Regions from separate parts of the Homo sapiens genome. Here region 2 is linked to region 1. Evidence: chromatin loops called from intact Hi-C (ENCODE). Cell type or tissue: GM12878. All regions are shown on one strand. Links, peaks and the distances in the headings refer to the core of each region. The heading gives the core; the rest is flanking DNA. Region 1 overlaps LOC102724945 (a long non-coding RNA gene). Region 2 holds the start of EGLN3-AS1 (EGLN3 antisense RNA 1).

What was found. A loop is a pair of places that touch in the nucleus more often than their neighbours do. Peaks named below come from ENCODE experiments on the same cell type or tissue, not always from the same donor. Only the 100,000 strongest peaks of a DNase experiment are listed, where the experiment ranks them.
Region 2: a loop joins it to region 1, with 2.3 times the contacts of the local background. A loop is called at or near these places in 8 of 110 quality-filtered maps.

The regions. Positions count from the first base shown.
Region 1 is chr14:34,084,653-34,097,178 of GRCh38, reverse strand. LOC102724945 (a long non-coding RNA gene) reads left to right here. Exons shown (of 9, transcript XR_001750942.2): 5 at 4,777-4,858. LOC105370444 (a long non-coding RNA gene) reads left to right here. Exons shown (of 2, transcript XR_943735.2): 2 at 764-1,338. Among named protein-coding and RNA genes, the nearest start is that of EGLN3-AS1, 51 kb to the right of the region's middle. In GM12878, for the core only: no CTCF peak of the experiment used is centred there; no DNase peak of the experiment used is centred there.
Region 2 is chr14:34,038,511-34,051,036 of GRCh38, reverse strand. EGLN3-AS1 (EGLN3 antisense RNA 1) reads right to left here and starts at 11,056. Exons shown (of 3, transcript NR_184209.1): 1 at 10,867-11,056; 2 at 9,768-9,832. All of the region lies in intron 5 of LOC102724945 (a long non-coding RNA gene), which reads left to right. RefSeq lists enhancers at 6,980-7,274, 6,875-7,274, 6,402-7,601 and a silencer at 8,120-8,414. In GM12878, for the core only: no CTCF peak of the experiment used is centred there; a DNase peak (open chromatin) is centred at 7,006; H3K4me3 peaks cover 617 bases; H3K27ac peaks cover 258 bases.

The DNA of each region.
Region 1 (12,526 bases), core at 2,717-7,716:
ACTGGTGAGGTGCTGATGATCGCTGGGCCCACTCTGAGTAGTGGCCCAGCAGGATTCCCCACACTCTGTGAGCTGTTTGATGGCATAGATTATGTATCCACCTAGTCCTTTTAAATTTCTGATCTCCAACAGGTCTTGGCACAGTCCTGTGTACTGGGCAAGGTTAGACACAAGTGAGAGACTACTAGGAAAGAGCTTCAATAAACCAGCTATAGCTAAAGCAAAGGAAAATGTTCTGGAAAAGCTAAGCAGGCTCCCGAAGAAGCTTCCACTGGATTTTCCCATCAGATTGCTTTTGTCATAAGATCTTCTCTGGGGAAAAAATCCATTTTTTTTTTTAAAGGGAAGGAAAGAAAACCCATACCTAGAGGCAAAAGATGGCCCAATGACATCTTTGCCTGAGCTCTCTGTCAAGGAGAATCTTAGTGGAAGCCATAAGATTATGGAGTTTAGACATCAACAGAGAGAGTGTGGGTCAGGGAGGAGCTTACCTTAGACACACTCAGCATGGACCAAGGGGAGTTGTGTGGATCTGTGAGTGCCATTTTATCAAATACATAGAGATAACCTCTTTGCTGTTTATAAGAGCGAACTAATGGGAAGAAGCCAGCTTTAAAATTACCATTTTGTCAAGAAAGAATAGAGCAAGCACTATAAACATTTACCGTTTTTTTTTTTTTTGGTCTGTTTAGTAGATAAAATTCTATAAGACTCAACTACTTGTTATTAAACAAACTTATCTTGAGTATCTCCTATGTCTCAGGCACCAAGACCTGTACTCGTTGGAGACTATGATGGACAACACAACATGAATTTCTTGCCCTCAGGTGGTTTACAATCTAGAGAGGGAGGCAGACAAATGACCAGATGACATCCGAGAGACCAAGCTTTGCCTGCCCTCCTGTGGCCTTGGCTGGGGGATCCTCCTGTGGCCCATGGAAGGGGCATTTCTCTGAACTGAAGGACTCCACCTCTCCTATGCTATAACTGGCCAGGGATGGGCCTGCAGTGGCTGATCAGAGGTTCAGCCCTTGGTAATTCAAGCCAATCCAGTTTCTTGCCTTAAAATTTGTAATTGACATGCTGACAGATGAAGTTAGTTACAGGTGGTGAGTGAGCTTCAAGTTTATGGAGACTTGGGACTGAAGCCACTTGATGAGCCACGTATTCCCAGAGAGTGTGTAAAAGCAAAAGAAGCAACCAGAAGAGAGGATGAGAGAGGGGAAGGGGGCAGACTTGGAGAGTCAGCTCCCCTTGATGGCAACAACTCCCCTTGCTCCTTATCTTTGTGTCCTGTGAGATTACCATTCTTTAAAATAAATCCCTCTCTTCCTGCGACAAGTAGACTGAATTTGTTTTTCTTACAAGCAAAAGTTCTGTTTTTAATTCAAAATGTTAGAGAACAATGTGCAGTCAGCCTTTCTATCTACAGGTTCTGCATCCACAGATTTAGCCAGCCTAGGATTGAAACTGTAGTTAGGCCTGTAATGGTTGTGTCTGTAGTGAACATGTGCAGACTTTTTTCTTGTCATTATTCCCTAAACAATACAGAATAACAACTATTTACATTGCATTTACATTGTACCAGGTATTGTATGCAATCTGGAGATGATTTAAAGTGTACAGGAGGATGTGCATAGATTATATGCAAATACTATGGCATTTTATATCAGGGACTTGAGCATCCATAGATTTTGGTATTTGTGGGGGTCCTGGAAGTAAGCTCCCACAGATACTGAGGGTTGACTGTATTAGTTTCCCAGGACTGCTGTAATAAGTTACCATAAATGTGGTGGCTTAAGACGATAGAAATATGTTCTCTCACAGTTCTGGAGACAAGAATCCAAACTTAAGGTGTCAGGAGGGTTGATTCTCTCTGAGGTTGTGAAGAGAAACTGTTCTATGCCTGTCTCCTAGCTTTCTGGTGGCTCTCAGCAATCCTAATGTTCCTTGCCTTATAGACACATTCTTCAATCTCTCGTTCCCTCTTCACATAGCCTTTCTTCACATGTCTCTGTATTTTCCTTTTCTGTTTCTTTTTTTCTTTTTTTTTTTTTTGAGATGGAGTCTCACTCTGTCGCCCAGGCTGGAGTGCAGTGGCCTGATCTCAGCTCACTGCAAGCTCCGCCTCCCGGGTGCAAGCTCCGCCTCCCAGGTTCGCGCCATTCTCCTGCCTCAGCCTCCCGAGTAGCTGGGACTACAGGCTACAGGCGCCCGCCACCGCGCCCGGCTAATTTTTTGTATTTTTAGTAGAGACAGGGTTTCACTGTGTTAGCCAGGATGGTCTCCATCTCCTGACCTCGTGATCCACCCGCCTCGGCCCCACAAAGTGCCAGGATTACAGGCGTGAGCCGCTGTGCCCAGCCCTTTTCTGTTTCTTATGAGGAACGCTTATCATTGCAGTTAGGGCCCATCCTAATCCAGGATGAGCTCATCTAGAAATCCTTACCTTAATTACATCTATAAAGACCCTTGTTCCAAATAAGGTCACATTCTGAGGTTCTGGGAAGACATATCTTTTAGGGAGATACCATTCAACCCACAATAAACAAGGCACCAATGTGTTCATTGCTGGGTTACTCAGTTGGTGGATCATACATGACTTAAACAAGCAACAAAGCAGAGGCACTCATGGAGGAAGTGGGGAGAGAGAGGTATTTTTTTTAAAAGAATTTGATATTAAAATAAAATTGAAGTTCTTATAGGAAAACTTATGATTTAGGATTGTTTTAATTTTACTGAAGTGGAAGAGTAACACCATACTGTTCTCTGTATCTGGGGTCTCCAAAGCTGTTAATATCCTTAGTGAATTTTAAATAGTTGAGTGTCATCAGAAGGTAGAATGTAGAAGAGTAGAAGAGTCATTTTCCCTGTTGGTGGTGGTTTGTTTTGTTTTGTGTCTTGCAATTATTGAGGCCACAGGTGACCGTAGCAGGAACAACCACTATGTTATCAACATAAGTGGTAGAGGATTAAATGGAGACGAAGAAGATTTTAAGTGTAGATTACTTTCGCAAGAAGCTCAATTGTGAGATGAAAGGAAGATTTCAGGGTCTCTGAAATGTGGTCTGTGACCACAGAAAATTGACTGGTGTTTGTGACAAATCTGGTGTTTGTGACTAAATGCTACAATTAACTCTAACTGCTGTCAGAACCTCTCAGGGATGGCATCCACTGATGATGTCTCTTAACCAGTACAAACTGAGGTTCTTAGCCAGGCTGGAAGCCCCTGACCCTGGTACCATCATGCCCTGAGTAAAACAGCACCTTACCCCATGTTAATCCTATAGCTTGACATACGAGAAACTTACAGTAACCTGAGCATGCCATGCCAATGCCCTCTTGGTCCCTTGTACAAGCTATTTCCCCTGCCTGGGATGTCCTTCCCCCTTGTTTACCTACTCATCTGTCAAAGCTCACCTAGAATATTCCCCATTTGTTCTACCCTCCTTCAGGAAGTTGCTCGTTCTTTAGATCCCCATAGCACTCTTATAAGTATGTAACACTCATCACTGTACTATGGAATTCCTTAATTTTCTGCTTCTCCTATTACCTCATTGAAATCAGGATCCCCATTTTTCCTTCTTCTAGTCCTCAGCTCCTTGCACAGTATTGGGCAGATGGTAGGAGTTCAATAAACATTTATTAAATAAGTGAATTTGCAGTGAATACATTCAGATACTCAATACATATTAAGGGGCACACTTGGATGTCTAACAAAAGAAACCAGCCAGGAGGAGGAATGAGAGAGGGAAACTGGGCAGACTCATTATCAGCATCCATCAGCCCCCTCCATTACTACTGGAATCCAGGTTTTCAGCAATATCCACTCGCTTCCAAGCAGCCATGTGCTTAGGGGAAACTTACCCTTCCCCAGCCCAAGGGTGGATCTGATTGATCTAAGAGCAATCATATTTCCTTGCCAGTGATTGATTCAAGAATGGGCATGTCACCCAATTCTGGCCCACAAGACATGGGAGACTTCTGAGAAATGTTTTCTTGCTCCTAAGAAATGAAAAAATGCTTTTTACTATAGTTTGGATACTTGTCCCCACCAAATCTCATGCTGAAATGTAATCCCCAGAGTGACAGTGTCGGAAGGTGAGGGGCCTAATGGGAGGTGTGTGGGTCATGGGAGCAGATACCTCATAAATAGATTAATGCCCTCCTGGGGTAGCGGTAGGTCGGGGGTGGGGTGAGTTCTCACTCGATTAGATCCCAGGGTTGCTCATGGTTAAAAAGAGCCTGGCACTGGCCAGGCGCGGTGGCTCACGCCTGTAATCCCAGCACTTTGGGAGGCTGAGGCGGGTGGATCACGAGGTCAGGAGATCGAGACCATCCTGGCTAACACAGTGAAACCCCATCTCTACTAAGAATACAAGAAATTAGCCGGGCGCGGTGGCAGGCACCTGTAGCCCCAGCTACTCGGGAGGCTGAGGCAGGAGAATGGTGTGAACCCAGGAGGCGGAGCTTGCAGTGAGCCGAGATCGCGCCACTGCACTCTAGCCTGGGCGACAGAGCAAAACTCTGTCTCAAAAAAAAAAAAAAAAAAAAAAAAAACAGAGCCTGGCACCTCCTGCCCCCTCACTTGCTTCCTCTCTTGCTGTGTGATCTCTGCACAAGCCAGGTCCCCTTTGGCTTTTGCCATGAGTGGAAGCAGCCTTAGGCCCTCATAATCAGGAGCCAAAAAAACCTTTTTTATTTATAAATTACCCAGCCTCAGGCATTCCTTTATAGTAATACAAAACAGACCTGACACTTTCTCTTCTTCCTCAGGGTGTTGTTATGTCCAAAGCCATCTTGCCATGCGCAGCCTGAGAATGGAGCCAATGACTGAGGGTGGCAGAGCAGAAAGATGGTAAGAGTCTGAATCTGTAATAACTGGGCTGGCCACTGAACCTGTCTACCCAACCCTCTTCCCCTTGGGGATTACAGTTATCCCCATCAATGAATTTTTAAAAATTGTTTAAGGGTATTTGAATCTGGTTTCTATGACTTGAAGCCAAAAGCATTCTAGCTAAAATAATTTGCCATGTAGTAAATGTTTATTAAACCTTTTAAGTAAACATTTATTAATGTTTATTAAACATAACTTGATTTTAAAGTTGTGGTCTTAGAAATGAATAAGCATGTCCCTTGTGAGTCTGTCATGCAATGGGATCTGGAAAAGGGAAATACAGTATTCTTATGGTCATCTCCTTATAAGCCCACACTTATTTTGTTTATTTGACCCTACCACTCCGATAGTACAGGCTACACTTATTTTCCTGGAAGATTAAGAAAAATTTGGCGGTGAGCTATGCAAGGGGAAGTAAACAAAGTCACGAGACACAGACAGAAAACTTCATTTCCATTCAATCTCTGACCCCAAGAAAAAGTCACTTTGGGGAGATACATAAAGTTTTAAAAATTAAAGTGCAATTAATTGTAGTTAAGTTTTAAAAAATTAAATCTGGGTTCCGCTGGCACATGAATAGAGCAATGAAATGGAATAGGAAATCAAGAAGTAGACCCAAATACATACAGGGATTTAGCATATGATAAAAAAAAAAACACCTCATTTCAAATCAGTGGGGGAAAACTGGAGTTTTTATTAATGGCGTCTGGACAACAGGGTAGTCAGCTATAACAGTAAATAAATGTTAAAAGTTAGAGCTATACCTCACACCTTGCCAAATAAATCTCAGATGGGTGGGTCAGAGATTTTACAAACATGTGAAACCATAAAATATGAAAGAAATCATAAAAGATTTTTTGTTGTAATTTATAGCTTAAAAAACCTTTTAAAACATGACACAAATTACAGGAGTCATAAAATAAAGACTGAAAAATTCAGCTGTGCTTTAAAAAATATCTGCATGCAAAAATGACAATAGCAAGTCAAAAGTCAATGGACAAGTTGAGAAACATATTTGCAACTCACTGGTACACAATGAATCCTAGTTAGTAAGGAAAAGATGAAGAAACCAATAGAAAAATGAGCAAAGGACATTATATCAGGTGATATAGGTGGGCAATTTGGCAATATTTATTGAAATTACAAATATACATACTCATTGATTCAACAATTTTATTTCTAGAGATTACTTATAATACTTAAATATTCATAATGCTTAATAGCAATTATATTAAATTACAGACACACTCTTATGCATGGAAATCATTTATGAATAAGGTTAATCATTGCAGCATTGTTTGTAGTACCAAAAAATTGGAAGTAATGTAAATGATCATCAATGGAAGAGTAGTTAGACAAATGATCCCATTTGTCTAATGTAATGAATTACTAGTCATAAAAAAAAAGATTGAGGGAAAAGATTGAAGAGTTCTTTTTATAGTGAAATGATGTGGCATCATCTCCAAAATACATTAAGTAAAAAAAGCAAGGTACAGAAGAGAATAGTGAGTTACTATTTGTGTAAACAGAAGATCATGGGTGGTGTCTTATACAAATTCACTTGGATATTTCTGCAAGAAAAAGTAGTCAGTCAGTGACACTGATGCCCTCAGAGGGGAAACAGGGTGGCTGGTGCCTGTGGGTAGGAGGGAGGTTTCACTCTATATAATTGTATACCTTTTGAATTATGAACTATGTGAATGTATTACCTATTCCAGTTCCAAAATGAATACATTACCTTTTAAAAGGTATTTTGAAACCAAGAAAGAGAAATAGAAAACCCTCAACACTTTACAAATGAAAACTAAAGGTGAGGAACTGCAAATCTGATTCAACAAATGCAGCCCCCATATCTAATATGATTAGGGCCTAACATCCCCACAAACATCTTCAGCCTTTCTACCAACCTCAGGTAGACTAGGATTTGATTTGTCAACCTTAACCCCTCCCTGCCACTTCCCGTTCCTCCTGCTTTAAGGTCAGGTCTGTCTGCCTGGGATTTGCCTTTGGGCTCTGTCATCCTCACACCCTGCATTGATGACCTGCAGCGGAGCACCAAGCCGAGGGCATCCTACATTGCTCTGCTAAGCACAACTCATGGGCGTGATTGTTTGTCTGAAGGATGCAAAGGTAGTTGAGATGTTTAATGTCGAATTATTAGACTAAGGTTGAAGAAAATGAAGCAGATCAAGGTAGGAGGTTTTTACCTGTAGGTATCATAATGAGATGGTAAGAAGAAAAGATAATAAATCATAGAGAGCAGGAGAACCAACAACTTGCCACACTTCGACTGGATTTTTCTCTTCTTGGAGCTCTGTAGTTGATGCCTTATTAACATCAGAGGGGATTTGATGACTTGTCATATTCAGTCCTGACTACTGAAATGAAAAGGATAGAAAATGAAAAGTATGGAAAATGAAAATCAATTGCATTCTTTAATTTTAGTCATTCCATTCCTGGAGCATATTGAATACTACTTTGGGCTCTTTCATTGTTCAGGTTATTAATAACAAAGAGCCAAAGTATTTCACATTCCTAAAGAGTCTTTCATCTCAAAGGAGCCAATGTAATTCACTAATTCAGTTACCTGAACTACATTTGGTAATTATTTGAGGATCACTTCACCCAGGGGTGAATTTCGACGAGTTGTGTGACACAGCTGACAGTCGCTTCGTTCTCCAGTCAGTGCAAAAGAAAAATGAATAGCTAATGGGGGATGTCCTCCTAAAGGATTTTCCCAGTGAAAACTTCTGGGAGATGGATGCTGAAAGAATGTAATTAATTGCCCGAAATTAATACCTCCAACCTTACTCAAGGTTTTCTGACCTCTTTACTAGTGTCAGGGTGGAGAGGTGGCTTATCTCAGAACGGGGCCTTCTAGCAACTGAGAGACCTGTGAATAGCAGGCAGTCCATTGCTATCTCGTTTTACATTCATGTATTTTTTTTTTTTAGTGATTATAAATGGTATTGTATTTATAATGTTTCCACATATTCACTTTTAGAATACAGAAATACAAATCACTTTTTAATTGTCACAACTGATTTTCATATGTTGATCTTATGTCAGTGACCTTGCTGAACTCAGTTTAAGGAAGGTTTTTGTAGATTCCTTGAGATTTTCTATGCAAACTATCACTGCGTCTGCAAACAGAGATAATTTTAGTCCTTCCTTTCTTATCTGTATGCCTTTTATTTCCTTTTCTTGCCTTATTGAGCCGGCTAGATCACAGTTGGACAGCAGTGGTGAGAGCAGACATTCTTGCAGACATGCTTGCCTTATAAGTGATCTTAGGGGAAAAGCAGTCTTCTATAATTATAATGTTAGTTGTGGTTTTTTTGTAGATGTTCTTTATCAGATTGAGAAGGTTCCTCACTATTCCTAGTTTTCTGAGAGTTTTTTTTTTTTATCATTAATAGGTGTCAAATTTTGTCAAGTGTCTTCTGTGTCTACTGATATGATCATGTGATTTTTTTCCTTTTAATTTATTAATATGGTGGATTACATTGATTGATTCTTGAACATTGAACCAGCCTTGCATCCTATGAACAGGGATCATTCCAACGTTACCTAATTTTAAAGATCATATAGAAGAAATAGTGTCTCAGTTATATGACCCTAATTTGGAGGAAGGGGATAAGGGGTGAGAAACGAGCTCTTCCAACAAGGGCATTTGCCTTGGTTCACCTGACTGGATCAAATAAGACTTCTGGCCGGGCACGGTGGCTCATGCCTGTAATTCCAGCACTTCGGGAGGCTGAGGCAGACAGATTGCTTGAGCTCAGGAGTTTGAGACCAGCCTGGGCAACACAGTGAAACCCTGTCTCTACAAAAAATACAAAAATGAGCTGGGCGTGGTGGTGTGTGCCTGTAGTCCCAGCTACTTGGGAGGCTGAGGTGGGAGGATGGCTTGAACCCAGGAGGCAGAGGTTGCAGTGAGCCAAGATGGTGCCACTGCACTCCAGCCTGGGTGATAGAGCCAGATCCTGTGTCAAAAGAAAAAAAAAAGGTGGCAAGAGGTACTGAGGTCCAAGAGATGATATATCTAGCACTCCCTTCCACCTCAATGAATCCAACAGGAAGCAAAGACCTTCCATCTTCTCCTTACTAATTATGCTGTAAATACTTTCTCTTAATTTTTAATGTCATCTTTCCTCTTTTATTTCTCCCATCATCATTCCAAAACCCATTCAGAAGGGTGTATTTGCAGGCATGTTGTTGGGGTGGTAGAGTAGAGTGGGAAAAGAAAGAGGTAAGATGTGATGCAAATAGAATATATTTCAGCTGAATGATCTGTTTTAACAATCTGTGTTTGTCTAGAGATGTTTGAGAGCATGAGAAAGGAAGTCAAGGAAAGCTTGACCATCCCCGGCAGAGTCTGGAGTTTGGCAGCTGGGAATGGAGATAGCACGCAGAGTGAACAAAGGTCCAAGATGAGCTCAGAGCCACTGAATGACAACACACCTTCTGAATGCACATGACTCCTCAGATGCCTCTGGTCTCTAACACCTCACAGAGCAGCTGCCACACCACACCACTCTCAGGTTCATTAGTTATTCTTTAGGTGGTTAGAGCACAGCATGAAGGAAGCAGGGTTGATTGGTTTTATTCCTGCAATGATTAGGGCATTTTGCACTGCTTAGTGGCCCTATCCTGCTCCCTGAGGCTAGTCTACAGGTGGGAAATATTGGTCCTGCCGAGGAACCAACTGGCATCACCAGATGCATTGGCAACGTTGGAAAAATACAATCTCATGAGCAATGGTATGCCCCATGTGTCCTAAATGTTTTTCTATGCCAGTGATTTTCAAATTCTTTTAGCCTTTAAGTTTTTTTTTTCCCTCCAACTGAAATCTTACTAGGAAACTCATCAAAAAGAAGAGGAGCTGTTCTGATTCAAGTTTGGCAGAATTCAGAGATCCATGTAAAGGATTCCTTTCCTCCTCTGAACTCTGCCACAATCATTTCAATAAACAAAATTTTAAAACTACTGTATTATGTGTTCTTTAATGCTGGTTAATGTTCTTACCTAATTTTAAAGGGAAGAGACTGAGACATGAAGGGGCTATAACTTTTCCAAGTCAATGCCACGAGTTTGCATCAGTCAGGAACTGTGCTTGTCTGATCTGAAAACTGGTTTAAACAAGGCAGGGCTTTACTTTTCTGTCACCTAAGAGGACACTGTAGGGCAGTATAGGGCCGATGTGGTGGGGCTTATGAGGTCTTTGGGGACCTAGGCTCTTTGCGGCCCAACATTCCATGATCTCTAGGATGGATCCTCATCCCATGTTTATGATATGATTTCTAGAGCTCCAGCCATCTGATCAGCACATAGAAGATGTAGAAAGAGGGGGAATAGGAATAGAAGGGGTTTTCTAGAAAGGCTTAATGACTTTTGCTTACATCTGAAATGAGTAACTTAAAAAATTAAGCTGGCATACTGACATACCTGATATGGTTTTGCTGTGTGTCCCCACCCAAATCTCATCTCGAATTGTAATCACCGTGTGTTGAAGGAGGGACCTGGTGGAAGGTGATTAGATCATGGGGGTTCTCATGAGATCTCATGGTTTAAAGTGGGTGGCAGTCTCCCTCCTCCGTCTCCTGCCACCTTGTAAGATATGCTTTGCTTCCCCTTCACCTTCCTCCATGATTGTGTTTCCTGAGGCCTCCCCAGCCATGTGGAACTGTGAGTCAAACCTCTTTTCTTTATAAATTACTCAGTCTCAGGTGGTTCTTTATAGTAGTGCGAAAATGAACTAATACACACCCTTTCCCCCAGCAATATAGGAGCTCTGCCAGTGAGGAAGGGGAGAGCTGACATTGGTGGATAACTAACAGTTTGGCACAAAATATGTGTAAAAAGTATGCCTCTAAGTGAGCACATGTCCTGGATTTATCCCAATTGCAAATAAGCTGCCTCTTCTCCTCATAAACCCACCAAGTCAATATTTCAGCACCTAAATGTTTTTTTCTCATTTTTTTCTTATTCAGAAGAGGCTCAAAACTCCTTTGTCAGATTAATGTCCTGTATTTTATTTTAGAAAATAAGGTGTTCATAAAACAACCTAACTTGTTATTTGTTAAAATTGCTTGACAAAGGATTTTTTTTTTCAAAATATCGCATATGTTTTGGATTGTCTTCAGACCATAATCCTGCTCTATGAGGGCAAGTGGCAGGTGGGAAGGTGTAGATCAGCAATATGTGGTTTGTGACTGAACGTGGAAGTTGGATTACACTTCAGGGTGCATAGATGCCTGCCCTTGACCCTTTACCACATGAGGGTCTTTATTAGCTCCTCACTAAGGCATTCCTGTTCCCCACCTGCTTTCCTGCCCACCTCACAAGGGTGATGGGGGCACTATTGGTTCAGAGTGGGCTGCCACTGCCTGTGGTATAGTGTGGAAGACAAAGAATGGACATGGATTGAAAAGACCTGGATTCAACTCTGCCTTTGTGACCCTTTGACAAGCCACCTCAGTTCTCCAGGCCTCATTTCCTCTTTAGTAAAATGAGAGGATTAGACTAGATGAGCTCTGTGGACACTTCCAAATCAAATATTCTGATATTGTGTCTCCTGCTCCCATCCCCTGTCCTTTGTCCTCACGTGGGCTGGAATGTGAGGTACAAATGCTGCCAGTCACTGGATAAGGACTCTTAAAAGTCATCTGCTCACTTTCTTCCACCAGGAAGAATTATAATAAAAATTAGCCTGTTTGCTTAAGTTTTATGGATTTGTTTTATAGATCCTAGAGATTTTCCTAATGTAGGTCTCTAACTAAAATGCCTCCAGTTGGATTTAATGCCCATTTTCTCTTGCCCTGTTGATTATATGGCTGTCTGGATGTTCATAGGAAAACTTGAGACAAAATCACAATTGCAATAGGATGAAGAACATTTCCCAAAGGAATGGGATCCAGATTGCTCACTGTCTATTTATGAGTTCACTTTTTTTTTTTTTTTGGAGACTGACTCTCACTCTGTCTCCCAGGCTGGAGTGCAGTGGCATGATCTTGGCTCACTGCAACCTCCGCCTCCTGGGTTCAAGCGACTCTCCTGGCTCAGCCACCTGACTGGCTGGGATTACAGGAGTGTGCCGTCATGCCTGGCTAATTTTTGTATTTTTATTGGAGACAGGGTTTCACCATGTTGGCCAGCCTGGTGTCAAATTTCTGATCTCAAGTGATTCACCTGCCTCGCCCTCCCAAAGTGCTGGGATTACAGGCACGAGCCACCGCACCTGGCTGAGTTCACTTTTTAACTGACTCAGTCCATCAAGAGAACTGGGCACCTGCTACGTGCCAGTCTCTACATGGAAAATATGGGCTCCAATGCTTGCCTGATCTATTTTGCAGGTAAATGTGCTACTATGTGCCAGTCTCTGTCTCATGTGTATCACTTTCTTATGTAATCTTAACCATATGATGTAGGCATTTATCATTGAATTCTAATGTTTCTGTCTGCTGCTTCTTTGACTGAGGAAACTGTGCAATACCCTTTTCCCAATCATTTATTTACCTAATCTTTTTGGTAAGTATTATGTGCTAGGGACCAGAGATATAACTGACCAAGACAGATAGGGTTTATCTGACAGGACTGTCAATCTATTCATCATAGTGCCCTACTTAC
Region 2 (12,526 bases), core at 4,274-9,273, 48 kb after region 1:
AGTGAGGGCAGAACCAAGGATACCACTTAGGAAACTCCAGCAAGAATCTAGGTGAGATTTCATGTTGTCTTGCCTCAGGGCAGTAGTTGGTGATGCAAAAACAGTCTAATTTACATTATCTTTTGAAGATAGAACTCAAAGTTGGTGATGGAATGGAAGGATGGGAGGTATGAAAGAGATGAGTCATGAATGACTCTATGATTTTGGATCCAATCAACCAGAAGGATGAAATTGCCATGAGCTAAACTAGGAAAGACTGCAGGCGAGCAGGTTTAGAATGTATAGTTTGAGGTGCATATTTGGCACCCAAGTTGAGATGATGAATAGGCTGGTAGAAGTATGAGCTTGGAATTCAGAGAATCCTGGGCTGGAGATGTGAATGTGGGAGTCATCAGCCTACAGATGATATTAAAACCCATGCTACTGGATAAGATCACCAGTGGAGCAAGGAGAGAAGGAAAGCAGAAGTCCAAGGGTTGAGCCCAATATTCAGAGGTTGGGGAGAGGAGAGGAACCAGCAAAGAGACTGAGGAGGACCAGGCGGTGAGACTAAAGGAAACTAGGAGCATGTGAGATACTGGAGGCCACAGAAGAAAAGACTTCTAGTGTTTCATGTGCTTTTAAATCTACTCTTGGCAATGACTTTAGCAATTGCTCCCATGTCCGTGTCAGTGATATCACAGGTGAAGGAACTGATGCTCACAGAATTAGGCCCAAAAGGCAGAGTTTGTAGCAGCTATTGAAATGGGGCCCACATCTCCCCCTCCGTGTCCAGTGCTCTTTCACTGCACCACAACAGCCTCTGGTTGGAAGAAGGAGACTTGCCTAAGGCTATTATGTTTATACAAAATTATTCCCCCACCCCCAAAATTGTCTGTTTTAAACTAGACGTTCAACTTGGCTGCCTTGGTACAAAAAGCTATTTGATATTCAAGTAAGAGTGCTATAAAAGCAGACCAAAAAGGAAATAGGCTAGGCAACGTCATTGCCGACAGCTGAAGGATATGATAGAATTAGCAGCATCTGCTTAGGAAGTGCCTGACCTCACAAAGGTTGACAGGAATAATTTTGAGCCTGTGTTTGGAGCCACAGAGGATTAGGGGAGTGTGTGTGTGTGTGTGTGTGTGTGTGTGTGTATGCGTGTGTGTGTGTGAGAGAGAGAGAGAACGATGGAGAGAATGTGAGAGCATGAGCAAAATCACTCACTGACCTTTGGCTTGGTAAACTGTTTCTTGGGTTGCCTGGCCCCTGGTAAAGTCTTCAGGACTCTGCAGGGAAAATCCTGAGGTCAGGCAGATGAGAGGCGACTGTGATGACCCCATGATGGAGAAAGAGTGCAGGGGCAGTGATACATTCTGTGCTTGGTCCCCTGATCCTTATTGACAGGAGGGTGCCATGGGGAAAGCCAGTCAGAAATGGAAATGCTCTTTACCTACTCTGTCTTCTCTCCCTGCCTTCTTCTACCCAACAGCGGCATGAACTTGGAACTGTGAAAACAAAACTGAGTTAGACAAATCTCAGTGAGGAATTCCTTAGGATGGCATTGAAATGTCTGTAAGCACTGTGGTGCCAATAGGATGAATAGAAAAATAAATTGGAATCCCAGCCCTTTGGAAGGTTGAGGCAGGTGGATCACCTGAGGTCAGGAGTTCGAGACCAGCCTGACCCACATGGTGAAACCCCATCTCTATTAAAAATCCAAAATTAGCTGGGCATGGTGGCGCATACTTGTAATCCCAGCTACTCAGGAGGCTGAGGCATGAAAATTGTTTTAAGCTGGGAGGCGGAGGTTGCAGTTAGCCAAGATTGCGCCGCTGCACTCCAGTCTGGGCAACAAGAGCGAAACTCTGTCTTAAAAAAAAAGAAAAAGAAAGAAAAATCAGAACAGAATGGAGCAGCAAGTATTATACATTAGTTGAAATCAACCAAGTGGTGATTTGGGAGAAAAGCATCAGGATGGGAGGAAGGCTATGAGACAAGGCAACTCAGAAACAGGCCTGAACACTACAGCGGGATAGAGGCAGGGATCTGAGATTGGTAGCAAACCTAATATAGCTGAGATGGAACCCACAAAATTGCTTGGGAAGGTAACCCAAGAGTGTTTAAAATGACGTGATTGTTTCCTTATGGGGTAAGCATTTTTAATCCTGCAAAAATTTAGAAAAAAATGAAGAAATGTTTAAGAGAATCAAATTCATAATATTTTTGTTATACACATTTGGTTTTTTAAGTATTTGTAATATTTAAGGGAAACTGACCCATTAGAATAACAATCATCCTTTTGATGCCAAACAAAATATGTAATTAAGAAATTGATTTAGTTTTCTAATTTTAAATTAAAAGACATTCTAAAATTGCGATCAGTATTGGGATTCTTGAGAGAATATGGTTTTTCACATTTTAAAGCTTAATTTGTTAGAGCTATAAGAAGTTTTTAGACAACTGACATGAGAGAAATAAAATATATTAAATATATAAACGATATAAAATATTTGAATGAGTTTTATAAACTAAATTTATAAATGGGACCTAACATTTAATTAAAAAGCCCTCTTAAAAGTGATTGTTGGCCGGGCACTGTGGCTCACGCCTGTAATCCCAACACTTTGGGAGGCCGAGGAGGGTGGATCACCTGAGGTCAGGAGTTTGAGACCAGCCTGGCCAACATGGTGAAACCCCATCTCTACCAAAAATACAAAATTAGCCAGGCATGGCTGTGGGCACCTGTAATCCTAGCTACTCCAGAGGCTGAGGCAGGAGAATTGCTTAGAACCTGGGAAGTGGAGATTGCAGTGAGTCGAGATCGTGCCACTGTACTCCAGCCTGGGCAACAGAGGGAGACTCTGTCTCAAAAAAAAAAAAAAAAAAAAAAGTGATTGTTAACAATTGTCATATTTATATATATATATATTTTTTTCTGGTTAAATAAAATGTTTTATTATAATAAATCTCACCTGTTTCTACTTTTCTTTTTCTTTTTTTATATTATACTTTAAGTTTTAGGGTACATGTGCACATTGTGCAGGTTAGTTACATATGTATACATGTGCCATGCTGGTGCGCTGCACCCACTAACTCGTCATCTAGCATTAGGTATATCTCCCAATGCTATCCCTCCCCCCAACAATTGTTATATTTATAAAGAGTAATAATATTTCTATATTAAACTTAAAATCCTAAGGCAGAACCTAAGATTTTAAATTAGTAATTTACATAGATTGAAGATTAAGTTTTAAAAATTAAAGTAGCTCTTAATAATCTTTACTGGGCAAAAAAAGGGCCCTTGAGATTGGATAGGGTTTTGATGTTTGTCCCCTCCAGATCTCATGTTGAAATGTGATCCCAGTGTTAGAGGTAGGGCCTGGAGGGAGGTGTGTGATCCCTCATGAATGGCTTGGTGCCCTCCCCATGGTATTGAGAGGGTTCCCAGTCTGTGAGTTCACAGGAGAGCTGGTTGTTTAAAACAGCCTGGCACCTTCTCCTCTCTCTCTTGCTACCTCTCATCACATAACACGTCTTCTCTTCCGCCATGATTGGAAGCTTCCTGAGGCCTCACCAGAAGCATATGCAGTCACCAGCATAGTGACTGCCTTATTTTGTAGATAAGGAAAAGACACAAAGAAGTTAAATGACTTCGCAAGATTGCATGGCTAGCAGAGTTAGAGATAAGGCTGTGGGTTGTGTACTCTAATAACTCCCAGTTCAGGATTCTTCTTGGAGCACTTCTTTGTCAGGGCAAGTGGCTTTGATGGTGAGAATGAAGTCATAGCATCAGTTGGTGGTTCAGGCTTTACAATTTGGCTGAGGGGACACTGCTGCATTCCAAAGCTTTGGATGAAAGTTGATTAATTTTTAAATACACTCACCTCCCCCTGCAAACTTTGAAGTCTCTCCTGTATTCTGGTTGTGAATCTTCAGCCTTTCAAAGCAACCTAGTTCTAAGGAAACTGTCCTCAGGACTAAGGTCTCTCATTCTTGGAGATGTCTTTGGAGGGACACACCTTAGAGGCTCTCTCTCTCTCTCTCCCCCAGGCCCTGTGCAAAATCCCAAAAATGCTAGCTTGGTAGGTGACTGTAGTTGAGAGGAATGGGCCTGGGAGGAGGTAGGGGCAAGTCAGTATATCCCAGTAAAAGCAAGCTTTCTGCATAAGGCGGGTGTAGAAGATCTGATTCAGCAAGGCTGCCCCTGAAAGTCAAGAAACAAGAAGAGGCACAAGGGAAGAGTCCTTGAATTTCAATCTCTAGCGAGCTCGTGCGTGAAGGAGCTTTGGAGGGATTTCCCTGAGGTGGGCTGAAGGAGTGTGACCAGTGAGTGAACACCCCTAGGGAAGAAGGGCCATGATGCCGTTGAAGGTATGCGAAGTACAGAGACTCCCCCATTTTGTGTGTTCTTCTCATGCCCCTTGTCCTATCTAGTATGTTTATATCTGTTTTGTTTGTTTGTTTTTGTTTTTGAGACAGGGTCCCACTCTGTTGTCCAGGTTGGAGTGCAGTGACACAATCACAGCTCACTGGAACTTCTGCATCCTGGGCTCAAGCGATCCTCCCACCTCAGCCTCCCCAGTAGCTGGGACACAGGTGTGTGTCACTACGCCCAGCTAATTTTTAAAATATTTTGTAGAGACAGGGTTTTGCCATGTTGCCTAGGCTGGTCTCCAACTCCTGGGCTCGAACTCCTAGGCTCAAGCAATCCACCTGCCTCGGCTTCCCGAAGTACTGGGATTACAGGCATGAGCCACTGCGTCTGGCCTAGTATGTTTATATCTGGGCAGGTTTGTGCAATATCGCAATAACCCCTCACAGGAAAGAGAATAGATAACAGTATTGCCACTTTAAAATTGAGGAATCTAAAGTCCAAAAAGGATAAGAATCAGCCAAGTATAAAAAAACTAGGAAGTAGCAGGGCCTGATTTCTGGACTCAGATCCACTATTGTTTATTTTTTTCTTCTGCTGTTCTTAGTCTTCCTTTTCATTTTAAAAGCTTTATTAATTTTCTTGTTTTTCACAGAGTTAATATATGTATTAAAAAATAGAATAGGCTGGGCGCAGTGGCTCATGCCTCTAATTCCAGCTCTTTGGGAGGCCGAGGCGGGTGGATTGCTTGAGGTTAGGAGTTCGAGCCCTAACCAGCCTGGCCAACATGGTGAAACCCCATCTCTACTAAAAGTACAAAAATTAGCTGGGCGTGATGGTGGGTGCCCGTAATCCCACCTACTAGGGAGGCTGAGGTAGGAGAATCGCTTGAACCCAGGAGGCAGATGTTGCAGTGAGCTGAGATCCCGCCACCGCACTGCAGCCTGGGAGACAGACCAAGACTCCATCTCGGGGAAAAAAAAAAGGAATAAAATAAATATACATTAAAAAAAAATCATAATTCTATCACTTAGAGGTAGTCATTGTTAACACCTTGGTATATGTTATTTTAGATATTTTTCTATGTATGTAATAGGTAAAAATGTGGTTTCATACAACTTATAATTTTGGTAACATGCTTTCTTTTCTTCTTTTTTTTTTTTTGCATTGGTTCAAAGAGAAAAAAAAAACCTATCTTCTCAACTATACCCTTAACAGTTATAACAATATATGTACATAGTTTAAAAAGTCAAAACAGTCCAGTGCAGTAACTCACACCTGCAATCACAGCACTTTGGGAGGCTGAGGCAAGAGGATTGCTTGAGCCCAGGAGTTTGCAACCAACCCAGGCAATGTAGTGAGACACAGTCTTTATAAAAAATCAAAATATTAGCTAAGTATGGTGGTACACACCATAGTCCCAGCCACTTGGGAGGCTGAGGCAGGAGAATCACTTAAAGGCCTGGGAGGCGGAGGCTGAAGTGGGTCATGATTGCACTACTGCACTCCAGCCTGAGCGACAGAGAGAAACGTTCTCTTGAAAGAAAGAAAAAGAAAAAGTCAAAACAGCACTACAAATGTTACATCAAGAAACATTTGCCGTGGCTACCCTGCTTCATACCTGATTCTGTACCCCTGAGGCAACTGCTTCCAAATCCGAAAACCTTCTAAACAACATGCTTATGCTGCTATTTCTTGATTTTGCAGGTTTGGATATTATGCACTAACTTTCTGCTGAGGCAGATGAGGAGTTAGTTTTCTTGTGTTTGCATCCCCCTTTCTGTCACTCTCCCCTTCCTCCCTTGCTCCAGATATGGTTATAGCACTGTTTTATGATGTGGATGAAACCAATATTTCGGTGGTCACATTTCTGGAAGTATGTGACGATCATTCACGCTGAGCCATGTACTGTGCTAAGATTACTTGTTCTCTCTTATGTAACTCTTTACCTCTGGAATGAATAATTGATTTATTTTTGTTTTAATTGGCTTAGTTGGTTGGTTTTGCACGCAAAGCTCCCTGACAGAACTGTGCATCACGTCCTGATCCATGCGCAAACATTATTCCCTCTTTCACTGAGACAGCCCTCCTAAAGGCCCCTGTCCTGCCCGTATTTGGGAGAGGTGGTTCTCCAGGGCCACCGTGTTCTCCTTGCCATCATTCTGGAATTCCTCTCTCCTGCTCTCCTGGGTTGGATGCCCTGTGTTCTGGCACCCGTGTCTTCCTATGTCTTGGTTGACTTTCTCCAGTTTGTTGCACACATCCCTTTTAGTGGATGAAGAGATAAAAGTTGGTTTTGTTTCCAGATCAACATAAATTAACAAATGGAATTCATCTCATGTGGGATCCACCAATTCCCATTTTACTTTGTAGACTCAGGATTATGGTCAGATTTGTTTTTTTCCTCTAGATTCAGTAAGCCTTCTACACTTAAAAACTTTATCTGAAAATCCAAGCTGTGGCCATTGCAGGAAACAATAGCATAAAGTGTGCTCCATTTAAAGAAGAGGATAATTTGAACTAAGAGCCTTCAGTCCACTGAAAAGTGAGCTCTGGAGACTCTGGTAGGTGATGTGCAGATTGTCACGTGTGCTGGCCTCACACAGCTCTTTCTCACACCTCTGCCCTCCATGTGGCCTGTGGGCTGTCAGATGTGGCTCAGAACTTTGTTTGCCACACTTCATTTGAGCACAAAGTATAGGGCTTGGACAGGTGTTGGGGACTTCACGGTGGCTTCTGAAATGGTTTCCCAGAAAGGCAGTGACTCATCCCAGGAAACCCTTTTGTTTTCTTTCTGACCTTCCCCCAACTTCCTGCTCCACCTATCTGTGCATGAGTTTTCACATTCCTCACCAAGAGACAGCAGCTCACCTCTAACTTTAGTCAACAGTGGTGACTGGAGACAGTTCTGGGAGTAAGACAAGGACACCCCTTCTGACAGTAACGTCCATGAGGGTACTAGGTTTTTCCTCCATGTCTTGGCATCTCCCCTTTGAGGCATGTGTTAGTTTCCATTCCATGACCCTTAGAGAATCCCTTTTCCAACGTCCTTAATCAGAGTAGATTGGAACATTATAAAAGACACAGGTTTGGCTGGGCACGGTGGCTCACGCCTATAATCCCAGCACTTTGGGAGGCTGAGGCAGGAGGATCATGAGATCAGGAGATCAAGACCATCCTGGCCAACATGGTGAAACCCCATCTCTACTAAAAATACAAAAATTTATTTGTATTTTTGTGTGGTGTGGTGGCGTGTGTCTATAGTCCCAGCTACTTGGGAGGCTGAGGCAGGAGAATCACTTGAACCCGGGAGGTAAAGGTTGCAGTGAGCCGAGATAGCGCCACTGCACTCCAGCCTGGGGACTCCTCCGTCAAAACAAAACAAAACAAAAAACCCCCACAGGTTTGCCCTCTTAGCCCTTGCTTTAATGTGGGATTACTTTTGCACAACACAACTCTTTTTCTAGAAAATATACATCACTATATATTGAGTAACCGATATTCAATATTTTTGGATTGATGTGAGCTAACTGGAGAGGAGGTTTGTAGTTGCTGACCCACTGTGCTTCAGACATAGCCAAGAAGTTCGAGGCTAGCCTGGGCAACATAGTGAGACCTCATCTATACAAAAAAATAAAAAACATTAGCTGGGTGTGGTGGGACACGCCTATAGTCCCAGCCAGTTGGGAGGCTGAGGTTGGAGAATCTCAGCTGAGGTCTTCAATAGATATATATTGGCATGAATTATACAATTCAAATTCCTGTATGTTAAAAGGGATCTTAAAGATCACCCAGTGCTCCTTTTCCATTTGGAAGACAAGGATCCTGAGGTCTAAAGAAATTGCTTTCTCATGGCTGCCCAGCCATGTCCTTGGCCTTATTGGTCCTGGCCCTTCTAAGGCTACTACTCACACCTGCCTGTGTGCTGCTCTCCCGTTGAACTCCAGTCCCTCCTATCTGCACTTCTTCACTCTGCACCTCAGGGTATAGTTCTCAGGCTGCAAAAACCCCTTGGCAAAGTCCTACCCTTCCTTTGCCACTGGCTTCCCTGAAGCCCCCTCCCTGGTTCTAGGCTTCTCTCTAGACTGCAGGCAAATTCAGATTGGTGATTTTGGTTTCCTTCTGCTGAGAATCCATGACTTCCCATGAAGGATATGTTTCAAAATAATTCTTGAAAACTCGAATAGGAAAATGCTCACTAAAGAAATTTTGAAGAAGACACAAAAAGGTGATGTTTAGCTTTTCTGGTATTTCTTTGGGCATTTCTCCACTAGATCCCCTTCCTCCTAAGCAATAGGTTGTTTGTATTTTTTATTATAATCCTCACCTTACTCATTCAATTTTGTGTCCTGCTATTTTCCCTTTGTGCTCTTTTAGTGTAACTTTATGACAGATGGATTGGGAACAAACACACTTTTTAAAAGGAAACTTCTGTAGACTACTGCCACCTATTTATAAAAATAGGTTCTAGGCTGGGTGTGTCTGTAATCCCAGCACTTTAGGAGGCCAAGGCAGGAGGATCACTTGAGGCCAGGAGTTCAAGCCTAGCCTGGGCAACATAGGGAGACTCCATCTCTATAGACAAAAATTTTAAAATATTAGCTAGGAGTGGTGGCACACACCTGTGGTCCCAACTACTCAGGAGGCTGAGGTGGGAGGATCACTTGAATCTGGGAGGTCAAAGCTGCAGTGAGCTGTGATCACGCCACTGCACCCTAGCTTGGGCGACAGAGTGAGACCTTGTCTTAAAAAAAGAAAAAAACAAAAAAAAGGAAAATAGGTTTCTTTACTTTTTGGTAGTGCAAACAACAATGTGCACATTCAAGGCTAGTGTTTGGAGACAGGAGCCATGCTCCATATGCCTCTACATCTTCCAGTCTTCCCCACCGCTCCTTTGGGGGAGTTGGGGGTTGCATTCTCTGTTATTGCCAATGGGGCCTGTGTTTTCTAATAGTCTATGAGTCAGAATCCTTCCTCTGTCACCATATCCATATTCAATCCTGTCTTCTAGTCTCCATGATGGGAACTTGAGAGCCTCAGCACCATCTTGACCTGTCTGTCATCTCTTTGATCTCTCATTTACTGTCAGTCTGTTGTAAAACTCTGCAGCCTTGATACCTGCATACCCCATAACTCTGTGAAAGCAGGAACCGAGTCTTCCCATAAGCCTTAGATCTGTCTCTTTATCCCCAGTGTGATGTCAAGCATAGAGAAGACACTGATACATGTATGGTGACTGAATGAATGAATGCACGAATGAATGATATAATTGCAGTGCAGAGTAGTCTTCCCTTCTAGTGATTCCAAAAGCAAAATCAAGACTGGAATAGTAACATTCTCTTCAGTGCATTTACTACCACAAGTGCAGAAACAAACAATAGGAAACTGAGAATCAGAATGGGTTGAGATTTACCTTGGATGCAAATGATGGTTTCTGGTTTCTCAAGCCTCTTTCTCTCTCCTCACAGCCCACAGTCCCTGGGAATTACAAAATTCTTTTTATCATTAAAGAATATTAAATGGCTATTTTTTCTTTAATTAACTGTCCTTAATTTTGAGACCAAAGAAAAGGTTTATTTCCCAAGATAGCAGCAGCAAGCTCTGCTCTAAGGGAAAGCCCACATTTTTTATAAACTTTCCTTAACACCTCAAAATTTTAGTCCCAGGGTAACCTTGCTTGAGATGTAAAATTGCTATAAGTGAAAAACTACTTACTCAGCAATATAAAAGAATGAACAATTGATACATACCACAACATGAATGATTCTCAAAATAATTATGTTGAATTAAAGAAGCCAGACCCCCCCCATCCTCAAAAAGCATATATACTGCATGTTTCCATTTATATAAAATTATAGAAAATGCAAACAAATATATAATGAAAGAAAGGAGGTCAGTGCTTATCTTGTGGGTAGGGAAGGAAGAGCAGGGAGGCAGGGATGATAAAGGGGCACTGGGAAACTTTTTGGTGGTGATGGATGTGCCGGTGATGGTTGATTGTTGTGATGGTTTTGTAGGTGTGTGCCTGTGTCAACGCATATTAAATTTTATATTGTAAACACATGAAGTGTATTGGATGCCAATTATATGCCAATAAAGCTATTTTAAAAATTGCTTCTGGTGGAATAGAGTCTTAGTTTAGGCTGCTATAACAAACCACTATGGACTGGGTAGCTTCAATAACAGAAATTTATCTCTCACAATTCTGGAGGCTCAGAAGTCAGCAGATCCAGTGTCTAGTGAGGGCCCTCTTCCTGGATTAGAAATAGCCATCTTCTCTTTGTATCCCCACATGGCAGAAACCAGAGAGAGAGCATCTCTGTCATGTCTTTTCTTATAAGGGCTCTAATCCCATTCAAGAGGGCTCCACCATAATGATATAAAAACTTCTGGAGGCCCCACCTCCAAATACCATGACATTGGGGATTTAGGTTTCAACTTATAAATTTGGTGAGGGAGACACAAATATTCAGTCCATAGCAGAGTCCTGCCCATCACCCTATATGTCCTACCTCATTTTCCAGCTTCCCGCCACTAAAGGATGATCATCCCCGATTTTGTTCCTCAAGTACAATCGGTCTTTTGCCATGGTAGACGCTGAGATTTAATTGCTTCCTCTGGAAGTACAGAAACTATTTTAACCGGGCTACTGTTCCCTCCTGGTTAATTCCCTGAGCCTCCTGAGTGCTGCAGACAAGTTTGTCCTCTTTTTCTATTTCACACCATTTTAAGGGTTGCCTCCCTCACAGTCCAGTGGCATGTTTTGGATAGACAGCAGCCGATTGGGCACCTGTATTACTGTCTGTCTGGGCCATGACTCACCAGCCCCAATGATAACAATCCTTAGACCTTTGACATGTTTTCAGGATGCTTTTCAAAATACCTATTGGTTCCACAAAGGAAGCCCTGAGACAGTGAGTGACCCACCAGTGTTTGCCTCTTCTTCTCTTGTGTATTTCTTTCATTACTCTCCAAGGTGCTTTAATATTAGGTAGTTCCAGATCAGCAGTAAGAAATGCAAACAAATACCCTCCTCAGAAGTTCAGCATTATTTTACTGTCTTTGAAATATTTTCAGAACTTAAGGGAGAATCAGGAATGAGTCCCTGGAATTATATAGATGTGGGACATCATTGACCAGCTGAGGTAATGACTGTTCTTCCATCTTGCAGAAACAACAGGTCAAGGCTCTGAGTGGTTAAGTAAATAGCTAAGACCTTGAGCTAGAGCAGGGAGACTCAAACCCGTGCTGGTTTGTGGACAAGGGAAGAAATGGAGAGCAATTGTTTAGAAACGTTCATAGCAATATGATGGAATAGTTTTATGACATAATAACAAAAAAGTTGAGCTTGTATTTTATATGCCTGTTATTTTTAACTCTTTTCTAATAATTCATTTTTGTTTATTCTACAAAATTGAGGATTCATAGTAGATTGGAAATTTTAGAAAAAATCAGCGGGCCCTTTATCACAGATTTCTTGAGAAGCACTCAACTAATTTCATGGTCTCTGCAGGGCGGTTCTGGGTGCCTTCCTTCCAGTGAAGATCATGAGTACCTTCCTTCCAATGGAGATGATGGGTGAACTGTGGAGAGATGGAGACAGTGCCAGGGAGGAGGATGTCCCCTTCATCTCTGGTTCCTTTTCCTTTTCCTCCACATGCATCCCTGGAGAAGCACTCCACCAATAGCAAGCAGAGTTGAGACTAGAATAGAGGAGAATGCAGTTAGAGAAGGGCTTGGAAATGGCAAGGTTGGCAGGAAAAGCTTTGTGGTTATCACCTAGCATGCTGACTTAGGCAAATGCCCTGTACTCTGGACCTCAGGAGCAGGTGGAGGAAGCAGCTGAGAAATATCTCACTAGTTTGGAATGAAGCTGGAATTGTGAGTTCCACTATGTTTAAGACGCTCGTATAACCTAAGAGGAGGGAAAAAAAGGCTGCCTGTCATCACCCTGTAGTGTGAGGCTAGACATCGACATATTCCGACGGAGTCACTGATCAGAGGAACTTCCCTTTAAAAACATGGAGGGATCAGCACACTGCACAGGTACATTGTAGTGAAAAGAGATGGGATCAGAAAAGGGCTGAGCCTAAGATGGCCTCATTATCTGTCTTAAAATGGGGAGATCCAAGCAGCTGAAAGGCATCAGGAAGATGTCACCATCTCATTTCA